3 separate regions of the Homo sapiens genome follow, and regions 2 and 3 are each linked to region 1. The links are chromatin loops, found by intact Hi-C in ENCODE. Cell type or tissue: GM12878. All regions are shown on one strand. Region 1 holds the start of LINC03129 (long intergenic non-protein coding RNA 3129). Region 2 overlaps LINC03006 (long intergenic non-protein coding RNA 3006). Region 3 overlaps LINC03006 (long intergenic non-protein coding RNA 3006).

Region 1 (8,000 bases):
GAAGGGTCCCTGGAGATAGACTCACACAGATGGGATTTGGGGATAGGTTTGGTTATCCAAGGGGCAGTGCTGAGCTCCTTGCCAATGGGAAACGGAATGCTGGTGATTTCCAGGAAGTGACCTCACAATGACTCAAGCTACTGCTTACTGTTGATTGTGATGAAATGCCAGCTGAGGCACATGCCTTGGGAGCTAAGTGGTTGCTGCACTTGACCGCTATGAAGACTGGTGTGGGAATGGTCCTTTTGGATGCACTTCAGCAGGGGTCCCCAACCCCTGAGCCATGGAGCTGTAAGGAGCCACACAGCAGGAGGTGAGTGGTGTTGAGTGAGGGAAGCTGCATCTGTATTTACAGCCACTCCCCATTGCTCACATTCCCGCCTGAGCTCCGCCTTCTCTCAGATCAGCAGCAGCATTAGATTCTCATAGGAGCATGCATCCTATGCAAACCGTGCATGCGAGAGATCTGGGTTGTGCTGTCCCTATGAGAATCTAATACCTGATTATCTGTCACTTTCTTCCATCAATTCAGATGGGACCATCTTGTTGCAGGAAAATAAGCTTAACATGTCCACTGATTCTACATTATGGTGAGTTCTATAATTATTTCATTATATACTACAATGTAATAATGGAAATAAAGTGCCTAATAAATGTAATGCGCTTGAATCTTTTGGCTCAGCTCCTGCCTCCCGGCAGCCTCTCCAGGTCCAGAACTTTCTCCAGTCGGCCTCTACGGGCCAAGCTTGTGGCTCACAATGGCCTATTTAGGCCCATACCCTACCTCATGGCAGTCTCCACAGATGAGGCTGCTGCCTCATGGCAGCCCCCACAGGCCCAGCTCCATCATTACAATGGCCTCTTTAGGCCCAACTCCTGCCTCCCAGCCTTCTCTCCAGGCCCAGAGAGAAGGTTCTCAAGTCAACCTCACCAGGCCCAGCTACTGCCTCTCATCAGCCTCCCAAGGGCCATCTTTTGCCTCACAGCCACCTTCCAAGACTCAGCTCCTGTTTTACAGTGGACTCTTGAGGCCCACCTTTTGCCTCCCAGTGGCCTGTACAGGCCCAGCTCCTGCCATACAACAGTCTCTTTAGTCCGAGCTCCTGCCTCTGGGCAGCCTATACAGGCCCAAAATGTCCATAAGTCAGCCTCTCAAGGCCAAGCTCCTGCCTTCTTCCGTTGGCCTCTCCAGACCCAGCTGCTGCCTCCAGGTGGCCTCTAAAGGCTGAGGTTTCTCCTGGCTGTGCCTGGAGGCCCAGCTCCTGCCTCACAACAACCTCTTTTGGTTCAGCTCCTGCCCAGCTCCTGGTGGCCTTTGTAGGCCCAAAACTGCCTCAAGTCAAGCTCTCCAGACCCACCTTCTGCCTCCCAATGGCCTGGACAGGCCCAGCTCCTGTGTGACAACAGCATCTCCAGGCCCAGCTCTTGCCTCCCAGCTGACTCTCCAGGCCCAGCTTTTGCCTCACGGAGGTCTTCCCTGAACAAGTTTCTACCTGCCTCCCGGCAGCCTCGACAGGCCCAGGTCCTGCCTCACACTAACCTCATTACGCCCAGCTCATGCCTCACGGCAGCCTCTCCAGGCCCAGCTCCTGCCTCCGACGGGCTGTCCAGGCCCAAAACTTCCTCAAGTCGCCTCTTCAGGCACAGCTCCTGCCTAACACTGGCCTCTTTAGGCACAGCTCATGCCTCTCAGTGGCCTCTCCAGGCCCAGCTCCCGCATCCCGGTGGCTTCTCCAGACTGAGAACTTTCTCAAGTCTGCCATTTCAGCCCAAACTCCTGCCTCCCATTGGCCTCTACAGGCCCAACCTCTGCCTCACAGCAGACTTTCCAGGCCCAGTATCTGCCTCACCACAGCCTCCCAGGCAAAGCTCCTGCCTTTCGGCAGCCTCTACAGGCCTAGCTCCTGCCTCCCAGTGGCCTCTCTAGGCCAAGCTCCTGCCTCATGGTGGCCATTCCGGCCCAGCTTTTGCCTTTTTGCAACCTCTTTAGTCACAGAACTTCCACAAGTGAGCCTCTCCAGGCCCAGTTCTTCCTCCTAGCTGAATCTCCAGGCCCACCTCCTGCCTCACAACAATCTCTTTTGGCTCAGCTCCTGCCCAGCTCCTGGAGGCCTTTGTAGGCCCAAAACTTCCTCACGTCAAGCTCACCAGCACAATCTTCTGCCTCTTGGTAGCCTGGATAGGCCCAGCTCCTGCATGACAATGGCCTTTCCAGGCCCAGCTCTTGCTTCACGGAGGTCATCCCTGGCCAAGTTCCTGCCTACCTCCCAGCAGCCTTGACAGGCCCAGCTCCTGCCTCACACTGGCATCATTAGGCCCAGTTCATGCCTCACGGTGGCCTCTCCAGGCCCAGTTCCTGCCCCTGACAGACTCTCTAGGCCAAAATCTTCCTCAAGTCGGCCTCTCCAGGCCGATCTCTTGTCACACTGGTCTCTTTAGGCCCAGCTCATGCCTCTTGGCAGCCTCTTCAGGCCCAGCTTTTGTGTCCTGGCAGCCTCTCCAGGCCCAGCTCCTGCCTTCTGTCAGCCTCTACGGGCCCAATATCTGCCTCACAGCAGATTCTCCAGGCCCAGCATCTGCCTCACCGTGGCCCCCCACAAGCCAAGCGCCTGCCTTTCAGCAGCCTCTACACACCCAGCTCCTGCCACCCAATGGCTCTTTAGGCCAAGCTCATACCTCACGATGATTTTTCCAGGCCCAACTTTTGTCTCATGGCAACCTTCCCTGGCCAAGTTTCCACCTATTTCCTGGCAGCCTGGACAGGCCCAGGTCCTGCCACACACTGGCCTCTCTACGCCCAGCTCATGCCTCACAGTGGCCTCTCCAGGCCCAGCTCCTGTCCCGGGACATCATCTCCAGGCCCAAAACTTCCTCAAGTCGGCCTCTCCAGGCCCAGTTGCTGCCTCCCGGCATTCTCTCCAGGCCTAGCTCTTCCTCCTGGCTGTATCTACAAGACCAACTCCTGCCTCACAACAACCTTTTATGGCTCAGCTCCTGCCCAACTACTGCCGGCCTTTGTAGGCCCAAAACTTCCTCAAGTCAAGCTCTTTAGGCCCACCTTCTGCCTTGCAGTGGCCTGTACAGACCCAGCTCTGGCTTGAGAACAGCCTCTGCAGGCCCTGCTCTTGCCTCTTAGCTCCCTCTCCAGGCCCATCTCTTGCCTCACAGTGGCTTCCGTGGGCCAAGTTCCCGCCTGCCTCCCAGCAGCCTCAACAGGCCTAGCTCCTCCCTCACAATGGCTTGTTTAGGTCCAGTTGATGCCTCTGGCAACCTGTCCAGGCCCAGCTCCTGCCTCACACTGGCCTCTCTAGGCCGAGGTCCTTTCTCATACTGGCCTGTTTAGGCCCAGCTCATTCCTCTTGTCATCTCTCCAGGCCCAGCTTTTGCCTGTTGTTGGCCTCTACCTCACAGTGCACCTTCCAGTCCCACCTCTTGCCTCACCATGGCCTCCTCTGACCAGGTTCCTGCCTTTCGGCAGCCTCTACAGGCCTAGCTGCTGCCTCCCAATGGCCTTTGTAGGCCACGCTCATGCCTCACTGTGGCCTTTCCAGGCCTAGCTTTCGCTTTTTGGCCACTCCAGGCCCAGAACTTCCCCCAGTCAGCCTCTCCAGGCCCAGCTCTTCCTCCCAGCAACCTCTGCAGGCCCAAATCATCCTCAAATTGGCCTCTTCTTTCCCAGCTCCTGCCTCCTGGTGGCCTCTGAAGACCCAAATCGTCCTCCAGTTGGTTTTTCCAGGCCCAGCTCCTGCCTTTTGGTGGCCTCTCCAGGTGCAAAACTTCCTCCCATCAGCCTGTCCAGGCCCAGCTCATGCCTCTTGGTGGCCTTCTCAGGCCCTGCTTTTGACTTGGTGGCCTCTTCAGGCCCAGAACTTGAACTCAAGTCAGCCTCTCCAGGCCCAGCTCCTGCCTTCTTAAGGTCTGTACAGGCCCAGCCTCTACCTCACAGCGGACTCTCCACACCCAGCTCTTGCCTCACTGTAGCCTCCCCAGTCCAAAACTCCTGCCTTTTGGCAGCTTCGACAAGCCCAGCTCCTGCCTTTCAATGACCTCTTTAGGCCCCGCTCATTCCTTACAACGGCCTTTCCAGGCCCAGTTTTTCCCTTTTGGCGGCCTCTCCAGGCCCAGAACTTCCTCAAGTCGGCCTCTTTAGGCCCAGTTGCTGCCTCCTGGCATCCTCTGCAGGCCGAGCTCTTCCTCCCTGCTGTGTCTACAGGCCCAACTCCTGCCTCACAACAACCTCCTTGGACTCAGCTTCTGCCCAGCTCCTGGTGGCCTTTGTAGGCTCAAAATTTTCTCAAATCAAGCTCTCCAGGCCTACTGTCAGCCTCGTGGCAGCCTAAACAGGCCCAGCTCCTGCCTGACAATGGCCTCTCCAGGCTTTTCTCCTGCCTCGCAGCAGGCTTTCCAGGCCCAGCTCTTGCCTCATGGTGGCCTTCCCCGGCCATGTTCCTATCTGACTTCTGGCAGCCTCAACCGGCCCAGCTTCTGCCTCACACTGGCCTCTCTAGGCCCAGCTCCTTTTTCACAGTGGCCTCACTAGGCCCATCTCCTACCTCAGATCTGCCTCCCAAGACCCAGCTCCTGTCTCATGGTGGTCTCTCTTACACCAGCTCCTGCCTCACAATGGCCTCGTCTGGCCCATCTTCTGCCTCACAGTGGCCACTCAAGGCCCATCTTTTGCCTCATGGTAGCCTCTTCTGGTTTTGCTCTTGCCTCACAGTTGCCTCTTCCAGATCCAGCTTTAAGCCTTTGATGGTCAACAGCATCAAGGAGCCTAAAGCTTCCCTGGACTCTCATTTGTTCACTTTACAGCAGAGTGCCTTAGCAAAAACTGTCTCTTAACCTTGAGAGTGGATTTCTGACAAATCGATAGTAAATTCTGCCTGTGTGGTTTCACAGTGATTTCTGTTTTATTTAGTGTCTCATGGTTTTTCTTGTCTACTGGGGGTGAGGAGGGGAATGGGCTTTTGCTTGGGCCCTTTGTCTTTGCCCTGGACATGGTAGCTTCTCACTTCATGTCTTCTTTTTATATTTTTTATAGTTTTCTTTTTCTTTTATAGTTTTCTTAGACAGGGTCTTGCTCTGTCACCCAGGCTGGAGTGTAGTCATGTGATTATGGCTTACTGCAGACTTGGCCTCTTGGCCTCAAGTGATCCTCCCAACTCAGCATCTTGAGTAGCTGAGACTACAGGCATATGCCACCATGCCTGGCTAATTTCTGATTTTTTCTGAGAGGTTGGTTCTCACTAGGTTGCCCAGGCTGGTCCCAAACTTTTAGACACAAGCAATCTTTTTGCCTGGGCCTCCCAAAGTGCTGAGATTACAAACATGAGCCACCATGCCTGGCTTGCCATTTGCTTGTCATGAACTATTAAGAATTTACTTTTTGATTAATACACTATGACTATATACATTTCTATGTAGAGAGAGATTTTAAATTTTTCTTGGATACCAATTTTTTTCTTTTCTTTTCTTTTTTTTTTTTTTTTTTTGAGGCAAGGTACTGCTTTGTCACTTAGGATGGACTGCAGTGGTGTGATCTCAGCTCACCACAACCTCTGCTTTCTTGGCTTAAGTGATCCTCTCACATCAGCCTCCTGAGTAGCTGGGACCCCAGGTATAAGCTGCCATGCCCAGGTAATTTTTATATTTGTTGTAGAGAGGGGGTCTCACCATGTTTCCCAGGCTGGTTTCAAACTCCTGGGCTCAAGTGATCCTTCCAACTCAGCCTCCCAGAGTGCTGGGATTACAGGTGAGAGCCACACCTGGCCTGCCATTTTCTTTTCAAGGATGATTAAGAATTCACTTTATGCCAGGCACAGTGGCTCATGCTTGTAATCCCAGCAATTTGGGAGGACGACGTGGGTCTATTATGAGGTCAGGAGTTCAAGACCAGCCTGGCCAAGATGGTGAAACCCTGTCTCTACTAAAAATAGAAAAATTAGGTGCCTGTAATCCCAGCTACTCAGGAGGCTGAGGCAGGAGAATCGCTTCAATCTGGGGGGGCAGAGATGGAATTGAGCTGAGATCGAGCCACTGCACTCCACCCTGGGTGACAGAGTGAGACTCCATCTCAAAAAAAAAAAAGAATTTACTTTTTTATTAGTATACTGTAAATATTTATATATGTATGTGTGTGTATATATATTCATATATGTATATATGTGTATATTTTCATAGCATACACATACACACACACATCTATATATTGTGAAAGAGATATTTGAATGCCTAGAAGTTGATAAGCTTCTTCCAGGTTTTGAAACCACCCTTAGCACAAACATGAAAGAAGTACAAAGTATCATTATTAATGACCATGGACCAAGATGACCATGAGTCAATAGTACTTTGCACCTCAACCACCTTCCAGCAGAGCATCTCAAAGGGCTGGATGTATCTGAACATCACACCCTTTCACAGGGACTAGGATGCTTTGTAATTGTTACTTCTCTTAAGACCTCAGTGTGACCCTTGTCAACATGAAATCAAACTATTTCTCAAGTGATAGAGATATTGAATAACAGCTTTGGTCAGGAAATAGGTATTGCATTTGGTTTGTCATGACAAGTTCCTGACCTAGTCAGATGGAATATTGCAGAAATTGTGTGTTTGTGTGTGTGTGTGTGTGTGCGCGTGTGTGAACATTCTTGTGCACAGATGTGGGGGTGGAAGTGGGGTTTGAATTTGATAAGACCAGCAGTGGGCAGGCTGCTGGGAGGGGGCACTTATTTTGGCAGCGGCAGTGTAACTCTAGAATTAACAAATGCTTCTAAGCCTCAGTTTTCTCTCTTGGAAAATAAAGATTATAATTCTTGCCTTGATATGTGGATTAGGTGATCCGCTATATGCAAAATATCTAGCATATAATAGGTGCTGAATTAATACTACTTTCTGTAGCTCTTTCTTAATCACTGCTTAATTTTTAAAAGTTTAGAATGACTACTGCTTTTGTAAAAATTATTTGTAATTATTATATAAAATCTAAGTCCTATAGAAAAGTACAAAGCACGCCGGGTGCTATAGCTCACACCTGTAATCCCAGCACTTTGGGAAGGCAGGGTAGAAGGATTGCTCAAGGCCAGGAGTATGAGACCAGCATGAACAACATAGCAAGATCCCATCTCTATAAAAAGTTAAAAACCAGTTATGATAATGTGCACCTGTAGTCCCAGCGACTCGGGAGGCTGAGATAGGTGGATCACTAGAACCCAGGAGTTTGAGACTGCAGCCTGGGCAACAGAGTGAGACCCTGTCAGAAAGAGGGAGGGGGAGAGAGAGAGAGAGAGGAGAGAGGAAAGAAAAGTACAAAGAAGCAAGTAGCAAATCATGAAATTTTCAACCACCAAGAAATAACTCTTAACATTAGGTGATATGGCCAGGCATGATAGCTCATGCCTGTAATCCCAGCACTTTGGGAGGCTGAGGCAGGCAGATCACTTGAATTCAGGAGTTCGAGGCCAGCCTGGCCAACATAGTGAAACCTCATCTCTACTACAAATACAAAAATTAGCTGAGCATGGTGATGCCTGTAATCTTAACTACTTGAGAGGCTGAGGCACGAGAATCTCTTGAGCCTGGGAGGCAGAGGTTGCAGTGACCCAAGATCACACCATTCCACTCTAACTTAGGCAACAAAGAGAGACTCTGTCTCAAAAAAAAAAAAAAAAATTAATTCATACCTCTTTTTGTGCAAATAGGTAGCTAGATAAGTAGATAGATTAATGGACTGAAAATAACTTTGATGAGTGCGGTGGCTCACACCTGTAATCCCCAGCACTTTGGGAGGCTGAGGCAGGTGGATCACAAGGTCCAGAGATCGAGACAATTTTGGCCAACATGGTGAAACCCTGTCTCTACTAAAAATACAAAAATACAACTCCAGCCTGGTGACAGAGTGAGACTCCTTCTCAAAAAAAAAAGTAACTTTACGTATTTTTTATTGTGTTTTAGTTTAAATATATATATAACTTTTATTTTGCTTGCTACAACAGAAGCTGAAG
Region 2 (8,000 bases), 120 kb before region 1:
AATCTTTACCTTGGTGATCTTCTTTGACCAATGGAGCAGCTGGGCTAGGCTCTTCCTCTGAGTGGCTCCCACATGCCCACTCATTAGATAAGGAGACAGAAAAAAGATGTGTTTTCTTGTCCAGGAATGACCTGGCTTTAGAATCATAGGATTTTCCTCTGGCTTACAGATCCACAAAGCCTCAGCCACCATCATTGAGCCAGCGGGCGAGTCAGACAACCCTTTGCAGTTTAACTCTGGGTTGGTGGTTGCCCTGGATGTTGATGCAACCCTGGAGCATGTGCAGGATCCTCAGAACACTGTTAAGGTCCAGGTCTGTCGGGTTTGGGTCCTCGTGGAGCTTCTAGACTGACCTTGTGTTGAAGTATTTAATGTTAGTACCCCTATAGTCTCTACTTGAGGGACAGAAACTGGGACAGGAGAAGAAATGAGCCTCTGTGGGAAAGAACCTAGGCTTGAATCTCAACTACTGCTGAGTGTGGTTTGAAGCAAGTTACTTTAAACTCTGAGTCTCAGATTCTACAACTGACAAATAGGAGGAGTTGACATAAAGAGATAATGAATTTAAAGCCCCCAGGACCCAGTAAGGGTTCAGTAAATGATAAGACCTTTTCTAATCTTGTAATGTGACGTTAAGATTTGGTCTTTTATTACAGAAAACTATAATAAACAAGTTCCTTTCAGGCTGTGAGTCAGTCAGCTGGCAGATAAAATTTATGGATGGGAAAAAGCGATTACTAGGAAATATTCTTTCCCAAGTTACATAGATGTAATAGAGACACATGAGAAATGTAGTAGAGACACTAATCAATTCAGACAGTGCAGTTAAGCCCCACAAAGAGTACTACTCCTTCATTCATCCATCTGTCCACTCATTCATCCTTCCTTCCATCCATTTGTGCAATTGTGTTTACTCTATTGCATGCACTAAGTGCTGTGGTTGCCAAGGTAAATATATCACAGTTCTTCCTCTCGGGGTGTACACAGTTTCATTCAGAGACATACAAATGGGCAGGCAATTATAAAACAGGGTTTGGTGAGTAGACATGCACAGGATGGGTCATCTCCTAGACTGTCTCCTAAAAAACCCTTTCAAAGCACCTCTACCACATGCAGGGCTAAACCTTTTAGAGTATTCAATTTGGAGTGTGGTGGAGGCTCAGGAAAGGAAAGGAGAAGGGCACAAGGGATATGAGAGAAGGGCCAAAGGGATATGAGTCAAAGCAGGGATGCAAGCACTGGCAGGAAGTACAATAAGGGGACAGAAAAATAGGCTGGAACAGGCAGAGAAGGCTTCCTGGAGGAGGTAAGGATGAATCAGGCCTTGAAGATTACGCTTTTCGGCTATGGTGACAATAAAGGAACGGGCCTTCTGGCTTCCAAGCAGAAATTATTATAAATTATGAGACCTGCAGAGAACTAGTTCTGAGCTAGCTGTGAAGTTGTATTGCATATTGGAGTGTTTTTGTTTTGTTTTGTTTTTTTCCACATTAGTGGTTGTCCACCTTCACTGCACTTTAGGATTACTCAGAAAGCATTAAGAACAGATGAATAGGTGTCAGCCTACATTAATTAAATCAAAATCCTGAGAATAGGGCCTATGGGCACTAGTGTTTAAGAGTTCATAGGTGATTCTAATACGTAGTCAGTGATACCAGCAGAACTACTGTTTTACATTGTCCCTGAAAAAAAACTTCACTGATCACCTGAGTGTAAAGGAGATTGTAGGCAGGTTACTTAAGGGTCATCTCCTAGACTGTCTCCTAAACCCCCTTCAAAGCACATCTACCACACGCAAGGCTAAACCTTTTAGGTACCTTATAGGTAGAGGGACGGGAAACTCACTGCCCCATCGTGGGACAGGTCCAGTGCTTTGAAAGTGCCATCCAGTCCAGTCACCACACCCTGAGTCATTCCTCTGTTCCAGGCACTACTTACTTCAGGTGCTCGATAGAGATATAGCAGTAAACATGCCTCAGAGATGACACTGAGATTACATTCCCCAATAAAATACTGTAGATCTGTTCTTTAAAGCAAAGCCTGCAGAACTCCATTCATTAACTATTTATTTTATTTTATTTTATTATTATTATACTTTAAGTTTTAGGGTACATGTGTACAATGTGCAGGTTTGTTACATATGTATACATGTGCCATGTTGGTGTGCTGCACCCATTAACTTGTCACTTAGCATTGGGTATATCTCCAAATGCTATCCCTCCCCCCTCCCCCCACCCCACAACAGTCCCCGGGGTGTGATGTTCCCCTTCCTGTGTCCATGTGTTCTCATTGTTCAATTCCCACCTATGAGTGAGAACATGCGGTGTTTGGTTTTTTGTCCTTGTGATAGTTTGCTGAGAATGATGGTTTCCAGTTTCATCATGTTTTATGGCTGCATAGTATTCCATGGTGTATAAGTGCCACATTTTCTTAATCCAGTCTATCGTTGTTGGGCATTTGGGTTGGTTCCAAGTCTTTGCTATTGTGAATGGTGCCGCAATAAACATACGTGTGCATGTGTCTTTATAGCAGCATGATTTATAGTCCTTTGGGTATATACCCAGTAATGGGATGGCTGGGTCAAATGGTATTTCTAGTTCTAGATCCCTGAGGAATCGCCACACTGACTTCCACAATGGTTGAACTAGTTTAGAGTCCCAACAACAGTGTAAAAGTGTTCCTATTTCTCCACATCCTCTCTAGCACCTGTTGTTTCCTGACTTTTTAATGATCGCCATTCTAACTGGTGTGAGATGGTATCTCATTGTGGTTTTGATTTGCATTTCTCTGATGGCCAGTGATGATGAGCATTTTTTCATGTGTTTTTTGGCTGCATAAATGTCTTCTTTTGAGAAGTGTCTGTTCATATCCTCCGCCCACTTTTTGATGGGGTTGTTTGTTTTTTTCTTGTAAATTTATTTGAGTTCATTGTAGATTCTGGATATTTGCCCTTTGTTGGATGAGTAGGTTGCGAAAATTTTCTCCCATTTTGTAGGTTGCCTGTTCAGTCTGATGGTAGTTTCTTTTGCTGTGCAGAAGCTCTTTAGTTTAGTTAGATCCCGTTTGTCAATTTTGGCTTTTGTTGCCATTGCTTTTGGTGTTTTAGACATGAAGTCCTTGCCCATGCCTATGTCCTGAATGGTATTGCCTAGGTTTTCTTCTAGGGTTTTTATGGTTTTAGTTCTAACATGTAAGTCTTTAATCCATCTTGAATTAATTTTTGTCTAAGGTGTAAGGAAGGGATCCAGTTTCAGCTTTCTACATATGACTAGCCAGTTTTCCCAGCACCATTTATTAAATAGGGAATCCTTTCCCCACTGCTTGTTTTTGTCAGGTTTGTCAAAGATCAGATGGTTGTAGATATGTGGTGTTATTTCTGAGGACTCTGTTCTGTTCCATTGATCTATATCTCTGTTTTGGTACCAGTACCATGCTGTTTTGGTTATTGTAGCCTTGTAGTATAGTTTGAAGTCAGGTAGCATGATGCCTCTGGCTTTGTTCTTTTGGCTTAGGATTGACTTGGCGATGCGGGCTCTTTTTTGTTCCATATGAACTTTAAAGTAGTTTTTTCCAATTCTGTGAAGAAAGTCATTGGTAGCTTGATGGGGATGGCATTGAATCTATAAATTACCTTGGGCAGTATGGCCATTTTCACGATATTGATTCTTCCAACCCATGAGCGTGGAATGTTGTTCCATTTGTTTGTATTCTCTTTTATTTCATTGAACAGTGGTTTGCAGTTCTCCTTAACATCTGTTAAGGAGATTAATTAACATCTGTTAATGAGACCTTTCCTCGATTAAATATTCTGTCATTGGAGATTGGTACATTTCTTTGTCAAGGGCAACAGTTTTTAAGCCATTCACATACACACGTTCCTGGGAGAAGTGACACTGGGGAGATTTTTTTTTTAACCCCTGAAAATAAACATATCGGAGAATACATTCATGATCTCTCCACAGGTTCTAATAAAGGGGGGAGACCTGGGTTCTGCACCTGGCCTTGTTGTCGTGGTTACGGTTGCTTTCAGGCGATGGCACCTGTTCTCCAGGTGTGTCTGGACTTCTACTTGCTTTAGCCATATATGGCCACCAGGGGGAGCAGTCACCCCACAGTTGCCTGGAGCGCCCTCTCTCTCCAAATTCACAGCTTGAAATGTCACCTGTGGCCGTCTGCGGTCATCCACGGTTTTCTTTCTTACCTTTTCTTTCTTTCTTTCCTTCCTTCCTTCCTCCTTCCCTTTTTCCTTCGTTCCTTCCTTCCTTTTTTTTTCTTTCTTTCTCTTTTCTTTCTTTCTTTCCCCCTCTCTCTCTCCCTTCCTTCTTTGTCTTTCTTTCGATCCTTCCTTCCTTCTCCCCTCCCCTCCCCTCCTCTCCCCTTCCCGACAGAGTTTCGCTCTTGTTGCCCAGGCTGGAGTGCAGTGATGTGATCTCAGCTCGCTGCAACCTCTGCCTCCTGGGTTCAAGCAATTCTCCTGCCTCAGCCTCCCAAGCAGCTGGGATTACAGGTGCCCACCATCAAGCCTGGCTAATTTTGTATTTTTAGTAGAGACGGGGCTTCCCCATGTTGGCCAGGCTGGTCTTGAACCCCTGACCTCCGGTGATCCATCCTCCTCAGCCTTTCAAAGTGCTGGGATTACAGGTGTGAGCCACCACAGCTGGCCATCCATGGCTATTTTCACCATGCCTCGCTTTCCCCTGTTGGTTCAGTCACCCTCAAAGGACAGAGCCTCTGTGCTATAGGCCTCCCCCCAGATCTGTGCATTGCCTAATATGACTGGACCCTCCTCCCCACTCCCCATCCTGCCCCAGCTCCTCTGATGACATCATCGGCTCTGGAGCCACCACTCAGCCTCTTGCAGGAGGGTCCCCTCTCTCCAACCCCACTGGCCCCTCAGGACCCCACATCCCCCGGCACCGTCTGGTGCAGGGACTCTTTTTTCTCCTATACCCCACGTACTGTAGAATCTAAGGTAGGGTCTATATCCTTCATGGTTCCTGTGGTCGTGTCCAAGACCTTTCTCTTTCAAAGGCAGCGGAGTCACCTGCTGTCCCTCTCAGTGACTGCTGTCTGCTGGTCTTCCGCTTGCACCTCGTCATCCATTGAGGACTTGTGTTCCTGGCTGACTGCGTTCTCCATCCTTCTTGCCGTCTTGTAGAGCAGCAACCCCTCTACATTCCCCCAGCAGGTTTGCAACAGTGATTTCATACAAGACGTTGGTGTCGTCACCCACGTGGACAGGCCAGCCTACTCCGCATCTCTCTGGGCACTTAGACTGCTGCAGCTCCAGTGAGCTTTTCCAACATGCCTCTCAGCCACCACTCCCTGCCTGCGGTCACACCTGGGACCCTCCATCACCCAGAAAGGAGACTTCAGACAGCTCTCTGCTGACCTCTCTTCTGTTGCTCCAGAACTCTCCACTTGGCCTCCCCACCTCATTGTCACTCTCTCTGTGGTCATTGCCTTCCTTAATCATGGTTCATAATTAAAATCAACTCCTGCAGGGCGAGGTGGTTCACGCCTGTAATCCCAGCACTTTGGGAGGCCGAAGTGGGTGGATCACTTGAGGTCAGGAGTTCGAGACCAGCCTGGCCAAAATGGCAAAACCCCTGTCTCTACTGAAAATACAAAAATTAGCTGGGTGTGGTGGCAGGCGCCTGTAATCCTAGCTACTAGGGAGGCTGAGGCAGGAAAAATCGCTTGAATCCGGGAGGTGGAGGTTGCAGTGAGCCGAGATCACACCACTACACTCCAGCCTAGGCGACAGAGGGAGACTCCATCTCAAAAAAAGAAGAAAAAAAACCTCCTTTTTCTCTCTCTCTCCTGACATTGTTCCCCTGGGCAAGGGTGACATGAACAGGCTGGATCTCTTGCATCTGCAACTGGACAGCCAAGCATCACTGGGAAAGCACACACTCAGCTGCACTTTCACTTTATTCATCTATTTATTCATTTACTTATTTATTTATTTATTTATTTATTTATTTTAGTGACAGGGTCTCACTCTGTCACCCAGGCTGGAGTGCAGTGGTGTGATCAGAGCTCACTGCAGCCTCCATCTCCTGAAGCGATCCTCCCATCTCAGGTTCTGTGGGAGCTGGGATCACAGGCGTGCACCACACCATGCCCATCTAATTTTCTAATTTTCTATAGAGATAAGGTCTCGCCATGTTGCCTAGGCTGCTCTTGAACTCCTGGCCTCAAGCAATCCTCCTCACCTCAACACCCCAAAGTGCTGGGATTACAGGTGTGAGCCACCATGTTTGGCTGTACTTTGACTTTTTTTTTTTTTTTTGAGACGGAGTTTTGCTCTTGTCACCCACGCTGGAGTGCAGTGGCGCAATCTCAGCTCACTGCAACCTCTGTCTCCTGGGTTCAAGCAATTCTCCCACCTCAGCCTCCTGAGTAGCTGGGATTACAGGTGCCCACAACCCTGCCCAGCTAATTTTTATATTTTAAGTAGAGATGGAGTTTCACCATGTTGGCCAGGCTGGTCATGAACTCCTGGCCTCAGGTGATCCACCCATTTCAGCCTCTGAAAGTGCTGGGATTACAGGCGTGAGCCACCGCACCTGGCCTGGCTGGACTTTCACTTTAAATTCAGACTTCAAGTGGGCTTCCTGGCAACCCCTCTACATTCCCCCAGGAGGTTTGCAACAGCGATTTCATACTTCCTCTCTCTCTCTCCTCAAACCTCCTGTGCTTCCTTCCCTCCCTCCCTTCTGCTCAGCTGACACTCACTTCTCCAACATTACTAGAAGCCCTCAGAGTGAATGTTCTTATCTTCCCACCATCCACCGACTGTGTCTCTCTCTTCCTTCCACTGTCACTGTGTAATAATTGCCCTTCTGCGGCTGGGCATGGTGGCTCATGCCTGTAATCCCAGCACTTTGGGAGGCTGAGGTGGGAGGACTGCTTGAAGCCAGGAGCTTGAGACCAGCCTGGGCAACATAGTGAGACTCCATCTCTACAAAAAAGTTTAAAAATTAGCCATGGGCTGGGTACGGTAGCTCACGCCTGTAATCTCAGCACTTTGGGAGGCTGAGGTGGGCGGATCACCTGAGGTCAGGAGTTCAAGACCAGCCTGGCCAACATGGTGAAACACTGTCTCTATAAAAATACAAAAATTAGCTGGGCCTGGTGGCATGCACCTGTAATTCCAGCTACTTGGGAGGCTGAGGCAGGAGGGTCACTTGAACCCAGGAGGCGGAGGTTGCAGTGAGCCAAGAATGCACCATTGCACTCCAGCCTGGGTGACAGAGCGAGACTGTGTCTCAAAAATAAAAATAAAAGTTAGCAAGGCATGGTGGTGTGCACCTGTGGTCCCAGCTACTCAGGAGGCTGAGCTGGGAGGATCACTTGAGCTCACGAGTTCAAGGCTGCAGTGAGCCATGATTGGGTCACTGCACACCAGCCTGGGTGATGGAGTGAGACCTTATCTCTCAAAAAAAAAAAATGTCCTTTTGATTTATGAAGCCTCGGCCCGGCCTGAGCTGTGGGTTCCTATTCCTTCTGGCTTTCTCAAGCTTTTCTTGTCCACTGGAAGCTTTCACTAGAGGGTAGAGGACTGGCTCTGTAATTGGGGACCTAATTGATGCTCTGTTTTCTGTAAAGAGGAATTTTTCTAATTGCCACTTAGCAGGGAGCCTGGCTAGGGATGGAATCTGGGGGCCTTACTATTGGTTCACCCTCCTGGGGACCCCTCATCTTTGGTCCATGCATATTCTCCTTGGGGTGGCATCCTGGAATTAATGATCTCTTACACATCACAGCACCTCGAAGCTCCCCCAGACACATCCTCATCCAGCCTCTCACTCTGATGCCATCATTGTCTAGGGACACCTCCGCATAGGTCCATACCATGTCTCAAGCTGCTCATCTCAACAACATTTGTGCTCCAGGAGGTGGAGGTGCCCTAGGGGGCTCCTCACCAAGGGAGTGGGCAGGTGATCCCAGCACTTTGGGAGGCCGAGGCAGGTGGGTCATTTGAGGTCAGGAGT
Region 3 (8,000 bases), 110 kb before region 1:
AGCCTGGGCGACAGAATGAGACGGTCTCAGAAAAGAAAGAAAAGAAAAGAAGAGAAAAAAAGAAAAAGATAGTAAATACATTTAATGAATGAAAGCATGATTAACTTAATTCCCAACTTGAAGTTGTATCGTTATTAACAATGTACCTGGTAAGTACTTATTTTAAAATTCTAATTCTAATTCTAATGGGAAAGGAGACGACAAAGTCGGACACTTCAACTCTGAGTTTGGGATGGCCCCAATTTTGCACTGAGAGTGCTCCTGCGCAGGACTGCATCATTCATTCATGCTGTTTGGAAACAGGCAGCTGCTGAGAGATTAGACAGTGAAGCTACCCCAAAAAATAAATCAATGAAAAGAAAGCCTGGAGATTCTAGGAAATGATCTGCCTATGCGACTAAGCAGAATAAATGTAGACTCAGACAGGAAGCCTGGAAGAGGAAAAGGAAAGTCGGCGAAATCAGAAAGTTGGGCACAGGGAAGGCACAAGGCAGGGACTTACCCTGCGTCCTGGGCCTCCGGGGCTCCTGCGGCTGCAACTTTCTGGCTGCAGGGGGCCAGGGCCGGCTCCGACGCTCAGGCGAGCAGTTCCCAGGGAGGTGAGCTGTGCAGACCGGCAGGGCCTCCACTGAACACTCTCCTGAGATCTGCTGATAAGCGGGGTGGCTTCTGATCAGTTCTGAAAGTGCCTCCGTAAACTGGAGACACCAGATCTCTGCTCTGCAAAGCCGGGCTGGGAGGACGCCTTGGCCCCGCCCCAGGGTAGGGGCTCCGCGAGCCTGCCCCCTCCTCCTCCGGGGGCTCAGCGCCTGCAGACGGAGAGGTGCACCGTGCGGAGTACGCTTTCTCGGAAAGCCGCGCCCTGTGGCACCTTTGCTTTGCAGAGGAGGAACAAAAGAGCTCCTGGACCTTCAGAAGCTGCTCTGCGCTGCCGCCACCGCCACTTGGGATAAGAGTAGGTGAGGGAAGCAAGGGACCGCGGCACTGATTCTGCAATTAATGAAATCCCCGTGGGGGTCCTCTTTTGAAATCCAGGTTTGACCTATTTGGCCTATTTTTAATTTTTATTATGTTTTTAAATAGAGATTGGGGGGGGGGGGTTCTCACTGTGTTTCCCAGGCTGTGCTCGAACTCATGGGCTGAAGCGATCCTCCCTCCTCAGCCTCCCAAAGTGTTGGGATTACAGGTGTGAGCTACTGCGCCCAGCCTATTTCTTTCTGTTTCAAAAATTTCTGGCCCGGCGCAGTGGCTCAAGCCTGTAATCCCAGCACTTTGGGAGACCGACACAGGTGGATACCTGAGGTCAGGAGTTTCAGACCAGCCTGGACAACATGGCAAAACTCCGTCTCTAACAAAAATGCAAAAATTAGCGGGGCATGGTGGCGCATGCCTGTAGTCCTAGCTACTTGGGATGCCAAGGCAGGAGAATTGCTTGAACCTGGGAAGAGGAGGTTGCAGTGAGCCAAGATCATGCCACTGCACTACAGCCTGGGCAACAGAGTAAGACTCCCTCTCAAAAAAAAAAAAAAATTTATCCCATGTGTCACTTGCCCAGCTCCTTGTATGTTAACTACAACAAATAAGAGGTGTTTCCCCCAAACATTTACCACTGGCGTTAGCTGGGTGGAGCTGGGCATCAAGGTCCACTCTAAAACACAACCTGAAACCTCAGAGGCTGACAGTCTGCACTCCAGGCTCACTCTAAGTTGCTCACCCACACAGAGGATGCAATCCCTGGGGCAGGACACATGGTCACAGCATCCCTGCCCTTAGCTACAGGACCCTCCCCACCAAAACACAATCCTTTTTTTTTTTTTTTTTTGAGACCGAGTCTCCCTCTGTCACCCAGGCTGAAGTGCAGTGGTGCTCACTGCAACCTCCGCCTCCTGGGTTCAAGTGATTCTCCTGCCTCAGCCTCCCTAGTAGCTGGGATTACAAGTGCATGCCACCACGCTCAGCTAATTTTTGTATTTTTAGTAGAGACAGCGTTTCACCATGTTGGCCAGGCTGGTCTCGAACTCCTGACCTCAAGTGATCTGGCCACCTTGGCCTCCCAAACTGCTGGGATTACAGGCATGAGCCACTGTGCCTAGTCACCAAAACACAATTCTATCCGGTAACAAGAGGCCTGATGCTCTTGGATTGGATGTGCCCTATATTCAATACTTCCAGATTTTGAGGCCAGGCTCGGTGCTCCCGCCTGTAATCCCAGCACTTTGGGAGACCAAGGCAGGAGGATTGCTTGAGCCTAGGAATTTGAGACCAGCCTGGGCAACAAAGTAAGGCCCTGTCTTTATTATAAAACTAAATAAATAATATTTCCAGATTTTATTAGTAAGAAAATGGTTGCAAGTTTTTGGGGACATCCAGTTTAATATCTGCCAGTGAGGCAGAAAATTTAAAAATAAATATGCATTCATTCACTTCAAGAAAAGTAGCAGGCAAGGCAAAGGTTAAAAGGAAAAGAAACAAGTTTTCCTCTGCTTAGCAGCTCACTTAAAGGACAGTTATAAAATAACGCTGTCCGAAAAGCCAAGACCAAAGGAACAGGCTCCAGACACCTCTCCCTCTTCCAGAGCAAGGTTGAAAGAAAAAAAAAGGAGAAAGACAAATTACTTTACTGTTACTCTCCTTTCTCTAGCTTTTTTTTGTTTTTTGTTTTTGTTTTTGTTTTTTTTTGAGACAGAGTCTCACTCTGTTGCCCAGGCTGGAGTGCAATGAATGGGATGATCTTGGCTCACTGCAACCTCCGCCTCCCGGGTCCAAGCGATTCTCCTGCCTCAGCCTCCCAAGTAGCTGGGATTACAGGCATGTGCCACCATGCCCGGCTATTTTTTTTGTACTTTTTTAGTAGAAACAGGGTGTCATCATTGGCTGGACTGGTCTGGAACTCCTGACCTCAAGCGATCCACTGCCTCGGCCTCCCAAAGTGCTGGGATTACAGGTGTGAGCCACTGTGCCCAGCCACTCCTTTCCCTAGCCTCTTAAGCGTGACTGTGTTTTACAAATGTCTGTATTTAGCCAGTTCTTGTTTTTCTTTCGATGCAGCTACAAGGCCACCAGCTATGCAAGGCCACAAGTTATGCACTATATGATTAACTGCCTTTGTTTTGCTTTTGTAAGCCTGCTTATAAACCCCCCACCTCTGTCTTTGTTCTAGGCTCAGCTTTTTAGATGTGAATCCACTGAGCCAGTGCTTACCTTAAAATGAATATCTTCCTGTGTTCCCATATCAGTATCTCTGTTCCTCAGTTTACCATAACACCAAGTCTGTGGGAAGTGGTTCTGATAAAGGATTCAGAGGATGAATTCTGATATTTTGAAATAATGAGATTAAAAAATTATACAATTCATGGTGGGGTTCCTAATAGGGGTCTGAAATAACAATCTAGTCAAGAACCTGTATATATTTTGCTTTTGTTCTCTGTCACCCAGGCTGGAGTGCAGTGGAGCAATCTTGCAACCTCTGCCTCCCAGGTTCAAGCAATTCTTCTGCCTCAGCCACCCAAGTAGCTGGGATTACAGACGTACACCCATGCCTGGCTAATTTTTGTATTTTTAGTAGAGATGGGGTTTCACCATGTTGGCCAGGCTGGTCTCAAACTCCTGACTTCAAGTGATCTGCCCACCTCAGCTTCCCAAAGCTCTGGGATTACAGGCATGAGCCACTGTGCCCAGCCTGAAGTAGTTTTTTTAAAAGCATAATAAAGGAAACAAAATGTTAAACACCAAATGTTTGTATCTAAGTGTAAGTTGTAACTGAGAAGTTGTTTTGAGGGGAAAAGAAACTCAAGTATGTAAATGTGGATGGCTAGAAGAGTTACCTATTATTTGTATTTCATAAATGTTTAATATTAAATAGATTTCAGATAAAATATTTATATTTACCAAAATCTTGCTGGGTGTGGTGGTGCATACCTATAGTCCTAGCTACTTGGGAAGCTGAGGCAGGAGGATCATTTGAGCCCAGGAGTTCCAGGTTACAGTGAGCCGTCATCATGCCACTGTACTCCAGCCTGGGTAAAAAAGCGAGCCCTTGCCTCCAAAAAATTAATTAGTTAATTAATTAAAATAAAATCTGTTACCTCTTCATGGTCCTGGAATCCACCTCACACTCACACCTGTATTAATACTTGTGGGCATGAGATGGCAGTATTGTAGACGCTGTTTTGCTAAAGCATATCACATTAAAAATATATATATATAGTTGCCTAGAAGACACTAATGAGTGGTCACATATAGTGTAACAACCAGGAGGTAATCTTGCCAGACAAGGCAAAACTATGAAACAGATTAAAATATGCTTCATTAGGCTGGGCGGAGTGGCTCACGCCTGTAATCCCAGAACTTTGGGAGTCCGAGGTGGGAGGATCACCTGAGGTCAGGAGTTCGAGGCCAGCCTGGCCAACATGGCAAAACCCTGTCTCTACTAAAAATACAAAAAGTAGCCGAGCCTGGTGGCGGGCGCCTGTAATCCCAGCTACTCAGGAGGCTGAGGCAGGAGAATCACTTGAACCCAGGAGGCAGAGGTTGCAGTGAACCGAGATTGCGCCACTGCACTCCAGCCTGGGTGACAGAGCCAGATTCTCTAAAAAAAAAAACAAAAAAAGTTTAATTGCTGTTCTTACTGGAATAATAGCACATGTGAACCAAATACAATACAGCAAAATGAAGCCATAATAAAAATATTAGCAATTTATTTTGCAAAGTTTTTAATCACAATTGGTTAGTCAAAAGTAATGCACGTCATACTACTGTTCCTGAAGCTTCGAACTGCTGGGCTCAAGCAATCTTCCTGCCTCAGCCATCTAAGTAGCTGGGACCACAGGTGTGTGCCACCATGCCAGGCTGGTTTTTTATGTTTAGTAGAGCCTGGGTCTCATTATGTTGCCAAGACTGGTCTCCAACTCCTGGGCTCAAGCCCAAGTGTGATCCGCCTTACCCGGCTCTGAAAGGTTTTCTACAGATCACATTTTTTAAGCTAACAAATTTTCTTTTAATTTTTCTTTTTCTTTTTTTTTTTTTTTTAGACGGAGTCTCTCTGTGTTGCCCAGGCTGGAGTGCAGTGGCGTGATCTCGGCTGACTGCAACCTCTGCCTCCTGGGTTCAAGTGATTCTCCTGCCTCAATCTCCCAAGTAACTGGGATTACAGGCAGGCACCACCATGCCCAGCTAATTTTTGTGTTTTTAGTAGAGACGGGGGTTTCACCAGGTAGGACGGGCTGGTCTCAAACCCCTGGCCTCAGGTGATCTGCTCACCTCAGTCTCCCAAAGTGCTGGGATGACAGGAGTGAGCCACCGTGCCCAGCCACAAATTTTCTAATGGCTAATTGTGTTAGAATCATGTACTCCTTTTTAAAAAGTTATTCACTGATAATGGCCTTCTAAAGTATAGTAAATTGGAACGAACACTCCGGAAAACAATATGGTGTTAGTAACACTAAACACACGCAATTTATACAACCCAGCAATTCCACCTGAGGGAGACACTCAGGAGAAACTTTCATGAGTAGGCTGGGTGTGGTGGATCATGCTTCTAATCCCACCACTTTGGGAGGCCTAGGTGGGAGGATCGCTTGAGCCCAGGATTTCAAGACCACCCTGGGCAACATATTGAGACCTAATCGCTACAAAAAATAAACAACATTAGTGGGACGTGGTGGCACACACCTCAAGTCCCAGCTACTTGGCTGAGTTGGGAGGATGGCTTGAGCCTGGAGGTTAAGGCTGCACTAAGATCACGCCACTGCACTCCAGCCTGGGTGGCAGAGTGAGACTCTGTCTAAAAAAAAAAAAAAAAAAAAAAAAAGAGGCCAGGCACGCAGTGGCTCATGCATGTAATCCCAGCACTTTGGGAGGCTGAGGCAGGCGGATCACCTGAGGCCGGGAGTTCAAGACCAGCCTGACCAACATGGAGAAACCCCGTCTCTACTAAAAATACAAAATTAGCCAGGCGTATTGATGCATGCCTGTAATCCCAGCTACTGGGGAAGCTGAGGCAGGAGAATCGCTTGAACCCGGGAGGCAGAGGTTGCGGTGACCTGGGATCACGCCATTGCACTCCAGCCTGGGCAACAAGAGTGAAACTCTGTCTCAAAAAAAAAAAAAAGAAAGTTGTATGATTGGAGGAGCCACATATATAAGAATTTTTACAGCAATACTGTGAACATTCTCAGTTACTGTGATTACTGTGATACTCCAATAGCCATTGGAAACTTTAAAAAGAGAATATCATTTAATGTCATAAATGATAACTTACAACATAAACTGCAGGAGAGTAGTTACTTCTGAAAGTAAGAAAGGAAATGAGATTGAGAAAAGGTATGTAGAGTTAATCAATGGCATTATAGTAATAATGTTCCTTTAAGTAGGATAGTAGGTGTACAGATGCTTTTTGTATCTGTGTGTATAAAATATTTGCTAACAAATTTAATATTTCATATCAATATGTTAAATAGCAATACATTGCTGCCTGGGCACGGTGGTTCACACCTGTAATCCCAGCACTTTGGGAGGCCGGGGCAGGCAGATCACGATGTCAGGAGATCGAGACCATCCTGGCCAACATGGTGAAACCCCATCTCTACTAAAATACAAAAAAGTAGCTGGGCATGGTGGTCCACACCTGTAGTCCCAGCTACTTGGGAGGCTGAGGCAGGGGAATCGCTTGAACCCAGGAGGTGGAGGTTGCAGTGAGCCGAGATCGCGCTACTGCACTCCAGCCTGGTGACGGAGAAAGATTCCATCTCAAAATAAATAAATAAACAAATAATACCAATACATTAAAATAGCATGAATGTCTTAAAAGAACACAGTTTGAAATGTGATTTAATATAAACATTAGCATTCAAAATAAGTCACACCATGGAAATATGCCCATGATATGTCACATGAATAAAGGAAGTTGCAGAACATATATATAATGTGAGCCCCCATTTTTGAACAAATAAATCTCTACGTGTGTCTATATCCAGGTATGGTATATGGTTATACATCTATGTCTATACAGCTATATAAAAGATGAAACATTCATTTATTTATTTATTTTTATGTTTTTGAGACAGTGCGTGGCTCTGTCGCCGTCCAGGCTGGAGTGCAGTGGTGCAATCTCAACTCACTGCAATCTCCACCTTCCGGGTTCAAGCGCTGGGATTATAGACATGAGCCACCACATCTGGCCTACAGCTATCTTTATAATGGAAAAAGTGGGGGAAATTTATATTACAAAGCAATATGATTATAGTATAAGAACTGCAGCAATATTTGACCGAATCTTCCCCTTCCTCCTCCTAGAAATTATGCAAAGTGATAGGGAGACATAGTGGGGGGGAATGAGGCAGAAATCCCATATTCAGCAAAACTAGAAGACAAAAAGTCACTGGAGACTCCAAGACCTGCACAAGGGCTACCAAAGTTACACGCGAAGAGGCAGATGCAGATCCTAGGAAACACAACTAAAACAGACTCTCTGAAGATGAGCCGTTCATGCCACAGTCCAAAAATGTGTTGTTTGAAACAAGCACAGCAGAGCAGGGATAAAAAGAACTGAGGGCAAGGCTCAAACAAGCAGAAAGGGAGTTGAAACCCTTGTAATCCAAGGGGTGAAGGGCATCTCTCCTGGCCTGAGCATCTTATGGGCAGAGTTAAGGTCCTAACACCCAGCTCACTCTCCTAGGGAGGGCATGGGAAAAGAATCAGCCTTCCAAGTAAATTCAATGTAGGGTGTGTCACTAACATTCTATTTTGGCCAGCACGGTAGCTCATGCCTATAATCCAACCACTTTGGGAGGCTAAGGCAAGAGGATTGCTTGAGCCTAGGAATTTGAGACGAGCCTGGTCATCATAACAAGAATCTTTTTTTTTTTTTTTGAGATAGAGTCTTACTCTGTGGCCCAGACTGGAGCGCAGTGGCACGATCTCGGCTTACTGCAACCTCAGCCTCCCAGGTTCAAGCAATTTTCCTGCCTCAGCCTCCTGAGTAGCTGGGATTACAGGTGCAC

Evidence for each region. Hi-C counts contacts between places; a loop is a spot of excess contacts. Peaks named below come from ENCODE experiments on the same cell type or tissue, not always from the same donor. Only the 100,000 strongest peaks of a DNase experiment are listed, where the experiment ranks them.
Region 2: it touches region 1 in a loop (7-fold over the local background); 4 of 110 quality-filtered maps call a loop at or near these places.
Region 3: it touches region 1 in a loop (6-fold over the local background); 4 of 110 quality-filtered maps call a loop at or near these places.

What each region holds. Positions count from the first base shown.
Region 1 is chr7:65,837,501-65,845,500 of GRCh38, forward strand. LINC03129 (long intergenic non-protein coding RNA 3129) reads left to right here and starts at 2,204. Exons shown (of 1, transcript XR_002956508.2): 1 at 2,204-4,902. RefSeq lists an enhancer at 1,542-2,053. In GM12878, a CTCF peak has its summit at 3,151 (motif pointing left); a DNase peak (open chromatin) is centred at 3,141.
Region 2 is chr7:65,718,372-65,726,371 of GRCh38, forward strand. The region is part of intron 3 of LINC03006 (long intergenic non-protein coding RNA 3006); the gene reads right to left. It also overlaps the pseudogene INTS4P2. Among named protein-coding and RNA genes, the nearest start is that of SNORA22, 33 kb to the right of the region's middle. In GM12878, a CTCF peak has its summit at 4,085 (motif pointing right); a DNase peak (open chromatin) is centred at 4,090.
Region 3 is chr7:65,731,066-65,739,065 of GRCh38, forward strand. The region is part of intron 2 of LINC03006 (long intergenic non-protein coding RNA 3006); the gene reads right to left. Among named protein-coding and RNA genes, the nearest start is that of SNORA22, 20 kb to the right of the region's middle. In GM12878, no CTCF peak of the experiment used is centred here; no DNase peak of the experiment used is centred here.